Linked DNA regions of Homo sapiens: region 2 is linked to region 1. A link is an interaction called in ENCODE POLR2A ChIA-PET data of the cell type or tissue named here. Cell type or tissue: PC-9. All regions are shown on one strand. Each heading gives the region's core, and the rest is flanking DNA. Links, peaks and the distances in the headings are about the cores only.

Region 1 (8,212 bases), core at 2,187-7,186:
TGCCCCTGGCTCCCAATCACTTCTGCCATTTCTAGTCCCCACCCCATTATCTCTACCCTCTGTCTCTGGCTCCTGGCCCCTGTCACCCAGGCTCTCAGAGCCTATAGCAGCTCCTCTCCCCAGTGTTCTCACATCCACACCTTCCTGCCCCCTACAAGCTTCTCTTCGTAGCAGCCACAGCTGGGGTGTGGCTTGGCAACATCTCAGCTCCCCTTTGTGCCTGCTGACCCTGACCACTGGCTCCCCAGGATGACATTCCTGCTGAGCAAATGTGCCCAGGATCTGCTGCCCTCTATCCCAAAAGGTTCTAGGTCATACCCACCTTGGGCTCCATCCACTCTCTGGCCTCCACCAAGGATCTGTTGGGCCATGTGGCCAATGGGGGCCACCTTCCTGGAGGCCTCTAAGACCAGCAGTGATTCCACCCATCCCTGCCTTCCTGCCTCTCCCAGCAGCTCCAGTTCCCTCCTCAGTTCTCCACGAACACAGAGACACTCACTATATCCTCAATGTATGGCACTGACCACCCCGCCAGCCTGGGCAGACACTCTCTTAGCCTCTGTGCATACGCTGTGCAGAGAGGGCTCGCAGGAGAGAAAGGAGATGTGCACGGCTCTTCCCACATAAGCCTGTGATTTCCAACAGGACACGACTTACAAACGTGCCTTCAGGCACTGGTGAATTTGGTGTTAGCCCTCCCATCCCGAAGGACATCCCAGTAACCCCCCAGCCGCAGCAGGACAGAATAAATATTTGCTGGATGAGGGAAAGAGACATGGAGAAAGAGAGAGGAAGAGAAAGAAGGAGGGTGGGAGAGAGAGAGACAGAGACAGAGACAAAGAAAGGAGAGACAGATAGGAAGAGAGAGTGTGCCAGAAACAGAGTGGTGGGAAGCGAGACAGGGAGAGAAGGAATGAAAGGGGAGAGAGAGAGAGAAGGAGAAAGGAAGAAAGAGGGAAGGAGACAGATGAGAGGCAGACAGGGTGAGGAAGACACATGCCTCAGTGATCCCCCAAGACATACCCCCAAGTGCAGCAGGAGGAGGCATGGCACCCAGAGAAGCCAGAAGCCAAGCAGACAGCAGGGTGGGGGCCGGCCCAGCCCAGAGGACTCTGAGTGGGAGACTGTCTACTCAAAACCACAGGGATGCTGGGCCTGGTGTCTCACACCTGAAATCTCAGAACTTTGGGAGGCCAAGGCGGGTGGATCACTTCAGGTCAGGAGTTTGAGACCAGCCTGGCCAACATGGTGAAACCCCGTCTCTACTAAAAATAGAAAAATCAACCGGGCGTGGTGGCAGGCACCTGTAGTCCCAGCTACTCGGGAGGCTGAGGGAGGAGAATCGCTTGAACCCGGGAGGTGGAGGTTGCAGCGAGCGAAGATTGCACCACTGCACTCCAGCCTGGGTGACAGAGCGAGACTGTCTCAAAAAAAAAAAAAAAAAGCCTTCATCACTCCCCTGTCCCTGCTTGGCAGCTCCAAGTGGGCGCTGCTTGGCCAGGACTTCAGCCCCGGCACCAGGGTTCCCTCACAACTGGGAAGGGGTGCCATGGCCCAGGGGCGGGGGCAACACTTCCTGCCCGCAGGACCTACTTCTCCCGCAGACTCTGCAGCTCCTTCTTTATGTCAGCATCCTCGAGCTCCGAATCATTGTCGCTGCTGATGTAGGACGACTGGGAATGGAAGGAGGTCACGCTGATCGTGGGGACCTTCATGCCCACCCTGCTGGGTGTCTCGGGGCCCAGCGAGCCGGCCCGAGAAGGCCTCTGCAGGAAGGCGGTGGCCTTCTTCACGAAGTCGCCAGCCACGCTGCCACTCACGGGCAGGGACGCCTGCTTCTGCACCGGGGGTCTCGCCCGAGGGCCCTCGTCCCCAGAGTCGCTGGACACGGGCTCGCCCACGCCGACCTCGATGGAGGAGGCCGTCTGCGCCCGCCGCACTGCCAGCTTCACGTCGGGGCTGGAGGGGGCCTCGTCCAGGTAGACGTCGGGTGGGGCAGAGTATCTCAGGCTGTGGGGGGAGGCCAGGGTCCACTCGTCCTGAGTGCTGACCACCGAGAAACGGCCCACAGTCTTGGCTGGTGAGCTGACATCCTGCTGCTCTGGACGTTTCCGAGGGGACCCCAAAGCTCGAGCGCCGAGTGTCTGGGGGTGGCTAGCCTGGCCCCCCACTGTGCCCATGTCACTCGGCGGGGGCTCTGCCGAGCTTTCTCCAGCTTCTCCACCATCCCTGTCTGTGGGCTCCACACGTGCAGGTCTCACAAAAGCAGGTACATCCTTGGGAAACAAGCGGAGATGAAGAGGTTTCATGTGAACATCAGCACAGAGCAAACCCTGCCAACCAGCCAGGGGGTCGTCAAGTCGCCCTTACCTGGGGGACGCTGGGGACCACATGGGAGTCTGAGGCCACCTGCCTTCCATCTCTGTCATAGCCTAGCATACTCCTGGGAGACGACTCTGCTATGGGAACATCAGAAACGTTACTGGGGCTGAAGGAGGAGGAAGAGGCAGAGATGGCTCACAGCTGACCCGAAGCAGCCCAAAGTGATCCCATGGGAGTGCCTCCAGACAGGCAGGACAATGGAAGTGGGTACTGGGAGGAGCCAGCTGTGTGTGCTCCTCCCAGTTTTGGAAACAGCAGTTTTGGAAACTAAAAATACTCCATGATGTCTTGGCCCCACGGCATTCTATGACAGATGCCCAATAAACCCGGGCAAGAGAAGAGGCGTCAGCCCCGGGCACCCTCATGCAGCCAGGCCTTCTCTGAGCACCTGAAGGCCAGCACCCTGTCTCATCCCATCGTCTGATGTGAGAGGGTCCCACAGCGCAGATCAATGGGGCTGGGTTCCAGCCCTGCTCCCACGGTGTCTCAAAAACTGTCACCCACTGCACCTGCAGCTATTCCGGTGCTCTCCATCTAGGGAGCTCTTTCTGACTAGCTTTTCCCAGGGTTGCCGTAAAGAGGCAACCAGAAAAGCCAAGCAAGCTGACATGGGGGCCTCGCCTGAGCTGAGACCCTCATGTGACAAAAGAAACTCGTGGGTAGGCCAGGGCATGAGCCAGACCTATGCGCCGTGGGGAAGGTGGCAGCAGCGGATGGAGCCTCTGGGGAGGTTGGGGCCGCCCGCACATGTACACGTGTCTCCTTTGCACACCCCATGTGGAAACTCACAAGGGAACAACACCCAAATCAGATTCCTAAGGAGCCCCAATCCAGTCCCTGTCACGTGTCCCCAAGCCGTATGTAACATCTGACTCCCCTCCTCATATCTCCATGCCCACCTTCAGGGCTAGGAGGTTCACTGTCAATCGCACTCTCTCTACTTCTAAATGGCTCCAACCTCCAGGAAAGGTCACTTTTGCCAAACTAGAATCTGTCTCCTTGGAGCTTCCCCCATGAGTTCCACACTCTGGAAAGAGTATGGACTTGGAGTACAAGTTATATCATTTGCAAGTTACTGAAGCTCAGTTTGCTCATCTGCCAAAGGGGCCCATGGGACGGACACATCTCAGAGCACGAAGTCAGAGTCCGTGGAGCGCCACAGGCAGCCCAGCGTGGTCAGGGCTGGCACTCCAACACAACCTCTCATTTCCACCCTTTTGGGAAGATGCTCTTGCTTCTGCCCTGTCCCTTATCTTCCTCAGGCTAAACATCACCAGTTCTCTGCGTGCACAGCTTCTGACCCCAGAGCCAGCTGCCCCGACCCCTCTTAAAGTCTGGCGTCTAGAAATAAATGTGGCCTGGGACTACGGGGTCCCGCCTGCGGCTGATGTGCGCTGAGGTTTCCGTTAGGAGGCTCAGGGGAGTCCTGATTCATAGTGTGCCCATCCCCCAAGAAATCCTGGGCTGAGAAGGAACCTCAGACCTCACAAGATCAGTCCGGCTCCCTTAGAAGGGACACTGAGGCATGCAGATAATGAAATGAGAAGCAAAGCAAAGGTGTTTCCACAGAGACGCAGTGGCAGCCAAGAGCCACAAGGGAAAGCCCCACAGCAGGTCTTCAGGGATTGCCCTGGTACCTGGCGCTCCCAGCAGTCACAGCGCCCCCCCCACCGCACTGCTCTGCTATAGCTGAAGTAAGGCTGGGTTTTTGTGGGCATCTTGTAACCTTGCTGAAGAAAAGCAAGGGCTGGGGTGGGTCCACCGGAACGTGTGCAGACCCTCAGCCACTGGAGAGTCCAGGAGCTGTGACGTGTCCCTGCAACATCCCAGCACCCACCAACTGGGGCTTTATCCATTTCCCCAGAGGACTTCATCTCTCTAGAGTGTTAGCATGTGGCTCCTTCTAGAACTCAGTAGGTTTTAATTAAGTCAGGGGCATCCAGTCTTTTGGCTTCCCTGCACCACATTGGAAGATGAAGAATTGTCTTGGGTCACACATGAGATACACTAACAATAACTGATGAGCTTTAAAAAATTGAAAAAAAAAAAAAAGCTCATAAGAAGCTTAACAATTTGTGTTGGGCCCATTCAAAGCCGTCTTGGGCCACATGCAGCTCATGGGCCAGAGGTTGGACAAGCTTGAATTAAATCATGACAGACTCCTGCTGTGTCTGGGCCCTACACTGGATGCTAAAGGATCCCTTACAGATAAAAGGATCTTTAAGAAATGCTTTTATGCCTTAACAGATGAAAGACGAGGGTGCGGATGCAGAAGGTTCTGGGGCAAGGAAGCCAGGCAGCACCTTGTGAACGCAGGGTTCAGCAGGAAGCTGTTACCTGTCATTGACGAGGACGTGCCCTGCTCCATCACGGCCCCTCGAGTGGGGGCCAGTTCTGACTTCTCCACCTGGAGAAAGAAACACAAAAAGAGAAGAGCCGTGAGACTCACAGGTCAGCATCTCAACAGCTGTATCTGCAAATCCACTCCCCTCATCTCAAGCTGCCCCTGGGCTGCCCCAGCCCCTGTGTGTGCATGGATGGGGCTGAGTCACCTGACGCTGCACAAGCATGACCCCAAACAGGGGTCACTTGTTGCAAAACATGCATGGGTGAGTCAAACACACGTGGGTGGGTCACCAAGAGAGGGACGGGCCCTGAGTGAGGGCGGCTCTGCATAGCCAAGATGCCTGCCCACCCCCGGGCCTGCGCCCGGGCTCCGGCCCCTGACCCAGGGCAGTGTCTCTGGGACAAGGCAGCTACTCACCAAGGGCTGGGGCAGCTGGACACGCCCTGAGACCGCCTCCTTAGGCACTGGGGGCAGGGCCAGGTCCCCCCCGCAGACCTCTGAGCGGGGCTGGTCCCCTCTCAGGGGCTCCAGGGTGAAGTCTCTGTCGCCCACCTCCACAGGGGTCCCAGCTGAGGCTGAGGAGGTGGGCACGTGCTCCTGGTAGAGCAGAGTCCGCAGCTTCTCGTCCAGGCTCTTGATGGTGCTGTCCACAAAGCCCACCCTGGGGGGCGGCCCTTCCCCATCCGACTCCAGGGCCGAGGGTGGCTGTGGGGGGACGGTGGGCCCCAGGGGTGGGCTTGGGAGCTGGGAGGTGGCCAGGCTGACGGCCCCCACTGCGGCAGGAAGCAGGGGAGCAGGTTGACCCAAGGCGGGCTGTGGGGTCCCGCTGTGGGGGCTGGGCTCAGGTGCAGGAGGTGGCAGGGGCTCCCTTGGGGCACTGGCGTCCCTGGTTGAGGCAGCCTCTGGAGCTGGAGTGCAAGGTGCTAGGCCCACCACGAGGGGCTGCACAGCAAGCGGGGCCTCGTGAGTCTCCGCTAGTGGCTGAGACGTCTCGAGCTCACTGGTCAGCCCCTGAGGTGTCCCTGGACCCCCTGCCTGGCTGGCAGTTCCTGACGCTGGCTCTGGCATGGTGCTGGTGGCTGGAGCTGCTCCATCTTGGGGCAGAGCAGTCACAGGAGGGGAGGAGGGGGCCAAAGGGGCTGGGGGTGCCCCAGGAGGGTTGCTGGGGCCCGCCTGGCTCAGGAGCTGCTGACTGGCTAGAAAGCTGGGTTGTTCCTTCGAGGACAGCTGGTCTTTATAGGGCGCTGAATCTAGAAGAAATGGGGAAAATGCCTTTGTACCAGGGTACTCCAGTCCTATCTACCTGTTTCTTCCTTGGCTAAAAAGATGCCTTACACAGCTGGCCATGGCCCCAGCGTGCTGGTCTTCTCTGTTTCCCGACACGCCAGGCTCCTGCCTGCCTGCAGCTCAGCCCAGCCTTGGCTGCTGCTTCCTGTAACGCCTCCCACAGGTCTCTGAGCCACCAGCTTCGCAACTCCAGGTCCCTGTTCCCATAGTGTCCCTTGTGGCTGAACCAGCACCACCCTTCCTTCTGTGTCTTCTGTAGCGTGTGACCATCAGCTGTGGCTGTTGCCTGTCTGTCATCTGTCTGTCCACACCCTCACCCGCACAGACAGCTCCAGAAAGATACGGCTCTTGTCTATCTTGCACTGGACAAAAGTTATTCAATGAAATTTCAAAATTAAAGAGTTTAAGTAGTGAGCTGTACACACTTCCATGCCCAGGAGTGAGCAGGAGCCTGAAGCCTTCAGACCCCCAGTCTTTGGTATGGTCAGAAGCGCAGCCAGGGCTGGTCAGTGACCCTGTGGGAGGAATCCAGAACCCCAGCAGTATAACCAAGTCTCCCAGTGCCTTGTGCAGGAGCTCATGGAGCCTCCACCAGGCTCACAGGGACTGCGGGCATCTGAGAGGTGGCAGGACGGTGTTTCTCAAACTTGGCCTTGGAGCCCAGTTTTCCTTACTTGAAAATGCAACCCGACCTTTCTTTTTTTTTGGAGATGGTCTGGCTCTGTCACCCAGGCTGGAGTGCAGTGGTGCAATCTCGCCTCACTGCAACCTCTGCCTCCCGGGCTCAAGCAATCCTCCCACCTCAGCCTTCCTTGTAGCTCGGACCACAGCTGGATAATTTTTGTATTTTTCATATGAGACTGGGTTTCACCATGTTGCCCAGGCTGGTCTTGTACTCCTGGGCTCAAGCAATCCGCTGGCCTCAGCCTCCCAAAGTGTTGGGATGACAGGTGTGAGCCCCCACGCCCAGCCCACTTTGTCTTTTTAAAAAACACAAAGAAAATGAACACAAAAAAAGAAAACTGTTCAAAAAATAAAAGGTGAGAATGGGGAGATTAATAGGACCCTGATGCCCTCCCTCGTGCCCCCAGACTCCCTTGGTCCCCATCCCCTGCCTGGCCCAACAAAGGTAAACTAATTTGACCAAAATTTCCTCCACTGCTCCTTTCCGGCCTTACCGTTCGTCTGTCTAAACATGATGGTCGTGCTGCACGTTCTATCAATGGAATGGTACTCTATTCTGTGGTGCCTGGCCTCTCTCACCGTGTTTGTGAGATGTGTCCTTGTTATTGTTTGCACAACTGCACCATGATGCACGCATCCATTCTGTGTTGGTACTCACTGGGCTGTGGCTGGGTGGGACCACGACTAACACTGAGGCACAGTGCGTGCAGGCCCGTGTCCTGCCAGGCACACGCCACTGGGGAGCTGCTGGTCACTGATCCCCTTTAGCTTTATGTAAGGGTGCCAAGGTGCTTCCCCAAGCAGGAGCCAATGCCCCCACCATCGGCAGCCTCTGAGCACCCCTAGGGCTGTGTGATGGCGTCTTATTGTGGCTCTTTATTGTTTTTTAATTATGGAAAAAACATTTAAGATGAGATCTGCTGTCTTAACACATTTTTAAAAGCATGATACTCTATTGTTAACTATAGGCACTATGTTGTGTGGCAAAGCTCTAGAGCTTACTCAGCTTATATAACTGAAACTTTATGCCCTCAATGGTAACTCCGTTTCCCTCTCCCTCCAGCTGCTGGCAACTTCCATTCTGCTCTCTGCTTTGACTGTTTTTGACTTTGACTGTTTTAGATACTGCATATGAGAGGAATGAATCGTGTAGTCTTTCTGTGCCTGGCTTATTTCATATAGCATAATGTCCTGTAGGTTCATCCATGTCGTCGCAAATGGTAGTTTCCTTGTTTTTGTGGTTAAACAGTACTCCACTGTGCAAACATATCACATTTTCTTTATCCATTCATCTGTGAAGACACTTAGGTTGTTTCCATATCTTGGCTATTGTGAATAACGCTGCAATGAACACAGGAGAGCAGGTATTTCTTCCAAACCTTGTTTTCAATTATCTTGAATATATACCCAGCAGTGGGATTGCTGGATCATACGGTAGTTCTATTTTAATTTTTTGAGGAAGGTCCACATTGTTTTCCATAATGGTTGTAGTAATTTACACTCACACCACAC
Region 2 (8,212 bases), core at 1,076-6,075, 250 kb before region 1:
GTGATCGATGTTAACATCACTAGTAAAAGCAAAAACTAAATTCCCTTAGGGAGCAATGAGAAGACCACCATACCCCTTCTGTGGGGTTCCACCCCAAATGCATCACCTGACTCTAATGGTGAAGAAACATGTGTCCAATAGAAATTGATAATAGTCTATAAAGGAATAAAAAAAACTGTAGCCATGAGCTGGCTACCTGTGTTTGTAAAGAGAAGGTTATTGGAGCATGGCCGTGCCCATTCATTTCTGTCTTGCCGACAGCCATCTCAACAGTGCTGAGGAGATGGCTCAGGTGTTTCTGGGATCACTGCTGAGAAAGGGCCAGCACTCCGCTGCCAGGCCCCAGGCATCGAGAGGAGCAAACAAAAGAGTGGGCTGGGAGACAATGCCACCAGGACCAGCTGCATGCATGGCCTCTTCCCTGTCCGTGCATCTCAGTGCTCACACACAGCAGGCCACGAGGCACCAGCCACAGGAGGGGCAGAGTAAATACACCAGATGGGACGGCATTAAGAGTCTGAGCACAAACTTAAACACGAAGCTGAAACGATGTGACCCTAGCCCCCTATAGTGCAACAGCAGCTCATCCTCTGCCATGGCCGCGGGGCCCCAGAGTGTGTCCTCACTCAGGGTCCCAGTATGTACCTTAGGTCAAGTATATGGTGGCCTGTCAGGTGCTCTGCTAGATTAAAGGCCATGTGTCACACTAAACTTGGAAGAGAAAAATACAAAAAAAGTAATCAAATTCATTATTGCTAATTTGATCTCACAGAATCCAAAGTCTTAAACTTTCTATGAATATAATATTGTTATTAATAAAAACATGTCTTTAATTGAATTTGCTATCAGAGGAAACCAGAAGCCTCTAAAAACAAAAATAAAGAAGGAATTGGCCAGGTGCGGTGGCTCATGTCTGTAATCCCAGCACTTTGGGAGGCCGAGGTGGGTGGATCACCTGAGGTCAGGAGTTCAAGACCAGCCTGACCAACATGGTAAAACTCCATCTCTACGAAAAATACAAAAAATTAGCCGGGCGTGGTGGCGCATGCCTGTAATCCAGCTACTTGGGAGGCTGAGGCAGGAGAATCACTTGAACCCAGGAGGCAGAGGTTGCAGTGAGCCATGATCACACCATTGCACTCCAGCGACAAGAGCAAAAAACTCCGTCTCAAAAAAAAAAAAAAAAAAAAAAAAAAGGAGTCTTTCCCATCAGCCAGTCTTCAATGGAAATCACGTTCAGCTGACACACTGTGATTTAAGTCAATCTCCATTTAATTGAATCTTCCTAAATAAGTTATTGGCCTTAACATTTGTTATAAATTTAAGAACCACCAGGAAATAAAAACAAGAATAAGCTCTGTCCCTCCCTTCCTAAAGTCAGGTAGTTGGGACCCAGTGGGAGGGATGGTCAGTCATGCCTGCAAAAGCGGTGCCAGCCCAGAGGGTGAGACAGGCCCCAAAAGAAACAGGGGCAATAGGGACTGCACCACACAGGGATCCTGACCAAGTAAGGGGCCATGGGGCTTCCCAGCCAAGCCTCTCACTGCCAGAGCCAGAAGCTACGAATGCAGCAGGATGCTAGACCGTACCCTATGAACACAGGGAGGGACACTGGACTGTGCCAGCTTGGAAGGACCAGGGTAAATCCACTGTTTTCAATGAGATATAGGAATACACAACAGCAATGTTGGGGTGGATCCCTCATGCTGCACTGGGAGGGCCAGGGCGGCAAAGTTCCTGCAGCACAGAACCTCCGACTCTGAGAGCCTGGCTTCTAAATGCCATCCCCCACTTGGAAGAACTGGGGCTGCTTGGAGAAATGGGGATCCCAGGGCTGAGGCAGGGAGACACAGGGGCAAGCAGAACATCTGTGGAGAAGAAAGGAGGTGCTCAGAGAAGATGACGAAGGCCAGTTTGCAAGGTGACAAAGGGAACATCAAAACAGATGATGGTGCAGTGAGCTGAAGGCCCCTAGAGAAACAAGAGGCTCTGAGTTCATGCTGATAAAAACGTGCTGCCTGTCTGAGGAGTGAAACCTTTACAGGGCCTCTAAGCACTTCCATGTGAGACGGTTACAAAAGGTGAGAGCAGCACCACACGGAGAAGCCACAGTCACCCTGCACCAAACCCTCTGAGCCAGTGTCCTGCCTAATGGGACAGAAGGAGGTGTGCACCCCCAGGCAGGGCATCACTCCTGAAAGCAGAGACGACCTGGAACAGGAACAGGTTCCTTGTCATAAAGGACACTGTTGGGACAACAAGCCTAACAGCTCTGAAGGGTGGAATGGACCACAGCATCACTGCGGATTGATTTTGATGGTTCTTTGGTGGTTATAAAGTAAAATGCCATCAACTGTTAGAAAATCAGTAAAGTATTTAAGTTAAAAAAAAGGTTTCTGTATTGTACTTGCAACTTTTCTCTATGTTTGAAGTTCTTTTAAAATGAAACCAAACCAAACGAATCAACTCCAAAACCTAATGAACATCCAGTATGTATCCCAACTCAACTGAACTTCAAAACGTCAACAGTATCTACCCATACTGAGCTGTGGGCTGTGAGGGCACAGACACAGAGACATCCCAGCAGCAGGACCACACCAGCACCCAGACCTGGGTTTCCAGACACCTTTTTCACAACAAGGAACAAGGGCTGCTCTTTGGAGAGATGGCTGATGCTGGAGCAGGGAAACACAAAGCGTGCCTGAAGCATCTTGTAGGGCAAAAAAGCAAGGAAGCTCTCCTAAAACAAGAGGATGGTGTGTGTCACACGGGCCAACCTAAGACAGCTCCCAAGGATAAGCCGGGACAATGTGCGTAAGGATAAGGCAGAGCTGGATATAACCTCAAGTGAATTGATTATGACCCTATAAAAAGAGGACAGGAGCCCATACTGATACAAATACGGCATGTGCCACACTAATGTGTTGGTCAACAATGGACCACATATATAATGGCATAAGATTATAATACCATATTTTGACTGTACCTTTTTCACATTTAGATACACAAATACTCGCCGTGTTTGTATATACTCTATGATGTTTTACACAATGACAAAATCACCTAATGATACATTTCTCAAAATGTATCCCCATCATTAAGCAATGTGTGACTGTAAATGATTAAATAAATGAAGGGGGAAGAAGTGGCACATTTTCCCTACAGAAGAACTCCAAATAATATATAACAAGAATCCCCTCTTATAGCCTTCAAAATCTTCAATATTTAAATAATAAACCATGTTTAAAATCATTATATAATATTTACATACCATACATGCTTACAAAATATACCTATAAACATACTGTATCATATAAATTAAAATATATTTTGCATTTACATAACCTACATTTCTATCACATATATAAATATGGGATGACAATAAATTTCAACATGATTGATCAGGAATAAACTTTACATCCTTTCTAGAACTCATCTGACACCATGGTCATGGCCCCTACACCTGGCGGGGACCCAGGTCCCAGCTCCCATGCATGGCACCCACCGTAAGACGCAGCAGAGCACCATGAGGTGAGTGGGCACGTTGGCAGGGTTGAGCATGGCTGGGGTGTCCGACCTCATGCAGGCCAGGAAGGCCCTCATCCTGCGGTTCTTGTCCTCTACCGCCTTACCCAACCACAGCCTCTTCAGGTTGGGGCAGGTCCACTCCCTGAAGGCAAGAGCTTCAACCAGTTCCGGGGTTTGAGGAGACTTTCCTTTGTAAGCTGCCCATTCTTTAATGATCACTGGTGAAACTACAGGAAAAAAAAGCCAGAGAAGACACATTCATGCATCATTCACCTGCTTTCAGTCTTAACAAAAACAAGCAGCTCTAGTAACTGGTCTAAAGATTCGCCTCTCAGGTAACAATGCATTCTCTCCTTAGCAAAACTACCAATCATCAAGTCCTTGTGGGTATTTTGTTTGTCCCTCTATTCTGTGCAATTAATGGCTCATTCAGATTTTCAGTTAGGCCACAAATAAGTTTCATCCAATCAAATCATGACTTGATTTTCTCATATAACTAGTATGCATAAATCAAGATGTTAGACAAAATCCATTTTAATATTTTATATCTACAAATAGTTTTAGTTATAACAGTGTAATTCACGGAAGTATGTGGTTATCTAATTATTTTAACATGCAAAATCCAATTTGGATAGCTAATCCCTTTCTACATGGATAAATACCCTCATAAATTAGATTTGAGAAATAATTTGCATGCAGTAGCCACTTTACTGAACCTCCCACTTCAACAAATGTAACTGTTAAACTCTATTTTTAAGACTGGCCAGTAAAACACAAGTAGATGCAAATATTCCAAGTTTTGAAGTCCCAGATGATGCCAGCACACAGTAATTCTATTCAGCAAGACTTCAGACAGAGTGTAAAGTTATCCAACATTTCGCCTCAAAAAAGACAAGAAGTTCTAAGTTGATGTAACATGGAAACAATACCTTTTATCCACAGATGTTTCACTATTAGTCAATCAATTCTTACAAATACATAAACATGCACATTTTCCCACTTGATTGATTTCCCAATAAATTAAGGAAAAAACAATGACAAGGAAATAAAACAAAAACAATCCATATTGCACAGTAGAATGTTAAAATCTCATCAACTGCACTGAGGTAACAACCCAATAGGGAAATCTGGGTATGCATTTTATAAGTAACAAGTGGTTCACTTTAGTTGAATAAACACCAGAACCAAAGCGGGGCCTGGTGTTGTCCCTTGCCCAGTGCTGCTACACATGAGCAAAGGCACCGTCCCTGGCTGACACACTCCAGTGCACGACCCACTCCAAGGCCAGTGTCTGTACGGAGACCAGGATGCTATCATAAACTCTAATTTGATCTTCAACATATTCATTCTATCCAAATTACATTAATCTCTCTGGGTTTGTCTTCTCTAAAGTAATACCTAAGGCATTCTGAAGAATCCAAAAGCAGGACAGAGTTAAATGTATTACTGGCTGATCTCCAGTTCCACTCTGAGTCTAAATATAGTCAGGCAATACAATAATCTCTTAAAATGTCATGAAAAACACCAGGAGTTAGACACTTGGATACACAGTTTCTCAGCAACAGAAAAAAAATGCTTAAATACATTTCAATACCTGACAAGTCAGGTAACAGTGTCACGTATAGGAACACGTTGAGTCAAGACCTCATAGGGCTCTGTGACAAGCCCTTCTGGAGCCAACTCCAGATAGTGTCCCCTTACGTGAAGCCTGCCGGGCAGAGCTGGGGTACAAGTTAAGGCAGTCACTGAAAATTTTCCTTTTACAAAAATGTTACTGCTCTCATTAGGCAAATGTCTTTCATTTACATTTGAATATCTTAGTGTTTAGATGTTAAAGGAATATTTCAAACACTCCAAATGCTTAAAGTCCATCAAGTCAAAACAGACATACATGTATATATAAATACATGCTTATTTGTTTTTATTCAATACTTTTAGGTATAGATATAAAACCAATAAGGTCTCCATCACGAAGCATATCCTGTCGTTGGACGCACAATCTAAGGCACTGCCCCCACCCCGATCCTGTGGATCTCCAGCACAGCTCAGCTTCCAGAAGCTTTCCCAGAAGTAGACTCGGAACATACAGGATCATCTCCACAACCACCACTACCATGCACAGGCCTTCCTGTGAGCCGACCTGCCTTCCCTCCTGTGATCCAACACCAAGGCTGCTCCACCCCAAGAGAAAACAGGCAAGGGGAGCTTCCAGAATGAGCTGTTCGCCAATATGCTATGTTGCTATCAGATTACTCTACATAACCACACCTCGCAAACACATAGGACACACACATCACACATTTCATACCATGCACACATCACATATTTCACACAACATATCCCCCAACAAACCCCACCACACACACCCCCCACCACACACATACCACAATACACACACTGAAACATACCCCACACACAGAGCATGGGTTTAGGTTGTGCATGTCAGGAGTCCCCTAGGGGTTATAAAGAGAGGCATTCTTACTAAATTGGCCTTTAACTTTTTCATTTTTTTCTTTCCCTTTCATCGGCTCTGTTCTCGCCTCTCTTTAATCATTTTAGCAATCATTCATGTTTTGTTTTCATTCTATAAAAAAAAATTATTGGTAGAAGATTTTCCTTCTCAATTTCAAAACCTTTAGGCCTCTGCAGAGTTCGTCCTGCAAGGCCCTAGATTGCAGAGTGAAGAGGAGGTCACAGGCACTAGTCCTAATGCATGGTATCCTCAGAAATATGCACTCCAGCTGCAGGCTCCGACAACTCTCCACATTAGAGCTCAGAGGGCCTCCCGTGTACCTGAATGAGCCTGGCCTGGTGCTGTGTCTCCAGACTCGACACAGCCCAGAAAGAAACAGGTGAACACACTCCTGAGAGCCGAAACTGGACTCTTGCTGATGGACTCATGGCAATACTCCAGCCAAAGGCTGCTCCGAGTCCTAGAAGGGCTCGGAACTGTCCTGGGTAAGCCTGTCGACACAGTAGGGACAGAGAGGGGTTAGTGTCCTCTTTCACAGCACTAAGCATGTTGTTGCCCACATGCAACAGTTATGACAAGAACAGCAAGTCCAATTCAGGAAATACATGTCTTTATCAAAGAAAATAGATGTGACTGACACAAAGGCTTGCTCCAGAAGCAAAGGCGCTCATCTCTAATAGTTAGAGATCTTTTGAGTATTCCACCAGAGAATAGAGGTGGAACCTTAGGCCAATCAGTTAATAAGTATTTATGGAACATCTACTGTGTGCCAGGTAGGGCTGGGATAAGAGGGAAGCAGGCAATCTGCACAGGCATGTGCCTGAGAGGGAGGGTCTCCTTGGGTTCTCAGACCTGGGCCTAGATCCAGGGACTAAGATGAGAGGTGACACCTAACTTTGCAACACAGTCCTGATGATTAAACATGAAAAGCACCTAGCACCCCTCATTATGTAGAGATAATGAGATGAACTCACATTTTACACATCACTTACATTAAATTAATTACAAATTAGTGCTTATGAAGAATTCCAAGGGACATCCAATTTTCGGGTTGAAACAGCTGCCTCAAGAGTGGAAGAAGTTGAGGAAAGAAAAATGCTTGGCTCTGATTTACAAGTCCCCTGCAAAGGGGCAGCTGGAGGGTAGCCTCTAGAGATGAGAATGTCTGCTGCTCTTCTCTCTCTGGGCTGCTGCTTTCTTCCAAAGAGTCACTGTTGCCCAGGAGGAAGGACTTCTCAGCCCTCACGGTATTATTCAATCCACAGGAAATAAGCAAATACAAAGTAGCCAGCTCACAGAAAGTAATCTGAGTTTTTACAGAAACCTGGGGGTATGTGGGCTTGCCCATGGCACTGGGCTCCAGCACATCCTGGGTGGGTACCATCTGGGACTTAGAGCATGGTAGTATAAAAATGAACTCCGTACTGGTAGTTTTGAAGAGCAACATGTTCCTACTGAGTCTTATTAAAACAGTAAGAGATTCCTGGAGGTCAGCTCATCTAACTGAAAACCTCTGAATAAATCTTGTGTATCACCACCAACAAATATTAATCTCTTTTCACTGTCAGAAAAAGTTACTACTTCAGGAAGTAGCCTACTTCTGAAAGACTGAATATTAAACTGTCTTCCTTAACTTACACTAAACCAACTTTTTACACTGGCAAAAACAACTCTAGGGCGGCCAGGCGCGGTGGCTCACGCCTGTAATCCCAGCACTTTGGGAGGTCGAGGTGGGCGGATCACGAGGTCAGGAGATCGAGACCATCCTGGCTGACACGGTGAAACCCCGTCTCTACTAAAAATACAAAAAATTAGCCAGGCATGGTGGCAGGTGCCTGCAGTCCCAGCTACTGGGGAGGCTGAGGCAGGAGAATGGTGCCAACCCAGGAGGCGGAGCTTGCAGTGAGCCGAGATTGCGCCACTCCACTCCAGCCTGGGCGACAGAGTGAGACTCCGTCTCAAAAAAAAAAAAACAACTCTAGGGCTGACATGTTACTGGAGGCTAAATTTATAACGCATTTTCCTTACAGAAAGCACCCCTTCAAAATACAATTTGGGGCCATAAAATACTATCGTACTTAAGCTGTCAGTAAAAAAACTCAATGTTTTCCATCAGGTGTTAGTCATCTTCTTTTAGTAGCACATTTAACATGACAACTAAGCCACCTTGGAAATCTGTTATAATGCTGACTTTGGGATCTATCCTAGCCC

What was found. ChIA-PET counts read pairs that join two places held together with the same protein. Peaks named below come from ENCODE experiments on the same cell type or tissue, not always from the same donor. Only the 100,000 strongest peaks of a DNase experiment are listed, where the experiment ranks them.
Region 2: POLR2A ChIA-PET joins it to region 1 with 18 read pairs; 3 of 35 experiments call an interaction of 5 or more read pairs at or near these places.

The regions. Positions count from the first base shown.
Region 1 is chr9:93,286,555-93,294,766 of GRCh38, reverse strand. It overlaps WNK2 (WNK lysine deficient protein kinase 2), which reads right to left. Exons shown (of 30, transcript NM_006648.4): 20 at 5,147-5,979; 21 at 4,720-4,789; 22 at 2,371-2,459; 23 at 1,594-2,276. Among named protein-coding and RNA genes, the nearest start is that of WNK2, 110 kb to the right of the region's middle. RefSeq lists an enhancer at 5,321-6,117. In PC-9, for the core only: no CTCF peak of the experiment used is centred there; a DNase peak (open chromatin) is centred at 4,966; H3K27ac peaks cover 541 bases.
Region 2 is chr9:93,538,765-93,546,976 of GRCh38, reverse strand. FAM120A (family with sequence similarity 120 member A) reads right to left here. Exons shown (of 18, transcript NM_014612.5): 11 at 3,506-3,755. Among named protein-coding and RNA genes, the nearest start is that of PHF2, 34 kb to the left of the region's middle. In PC-9, for the core only: no CTCF peak of the experiment used is centred there; no DNase peak of the experiment used is centred there.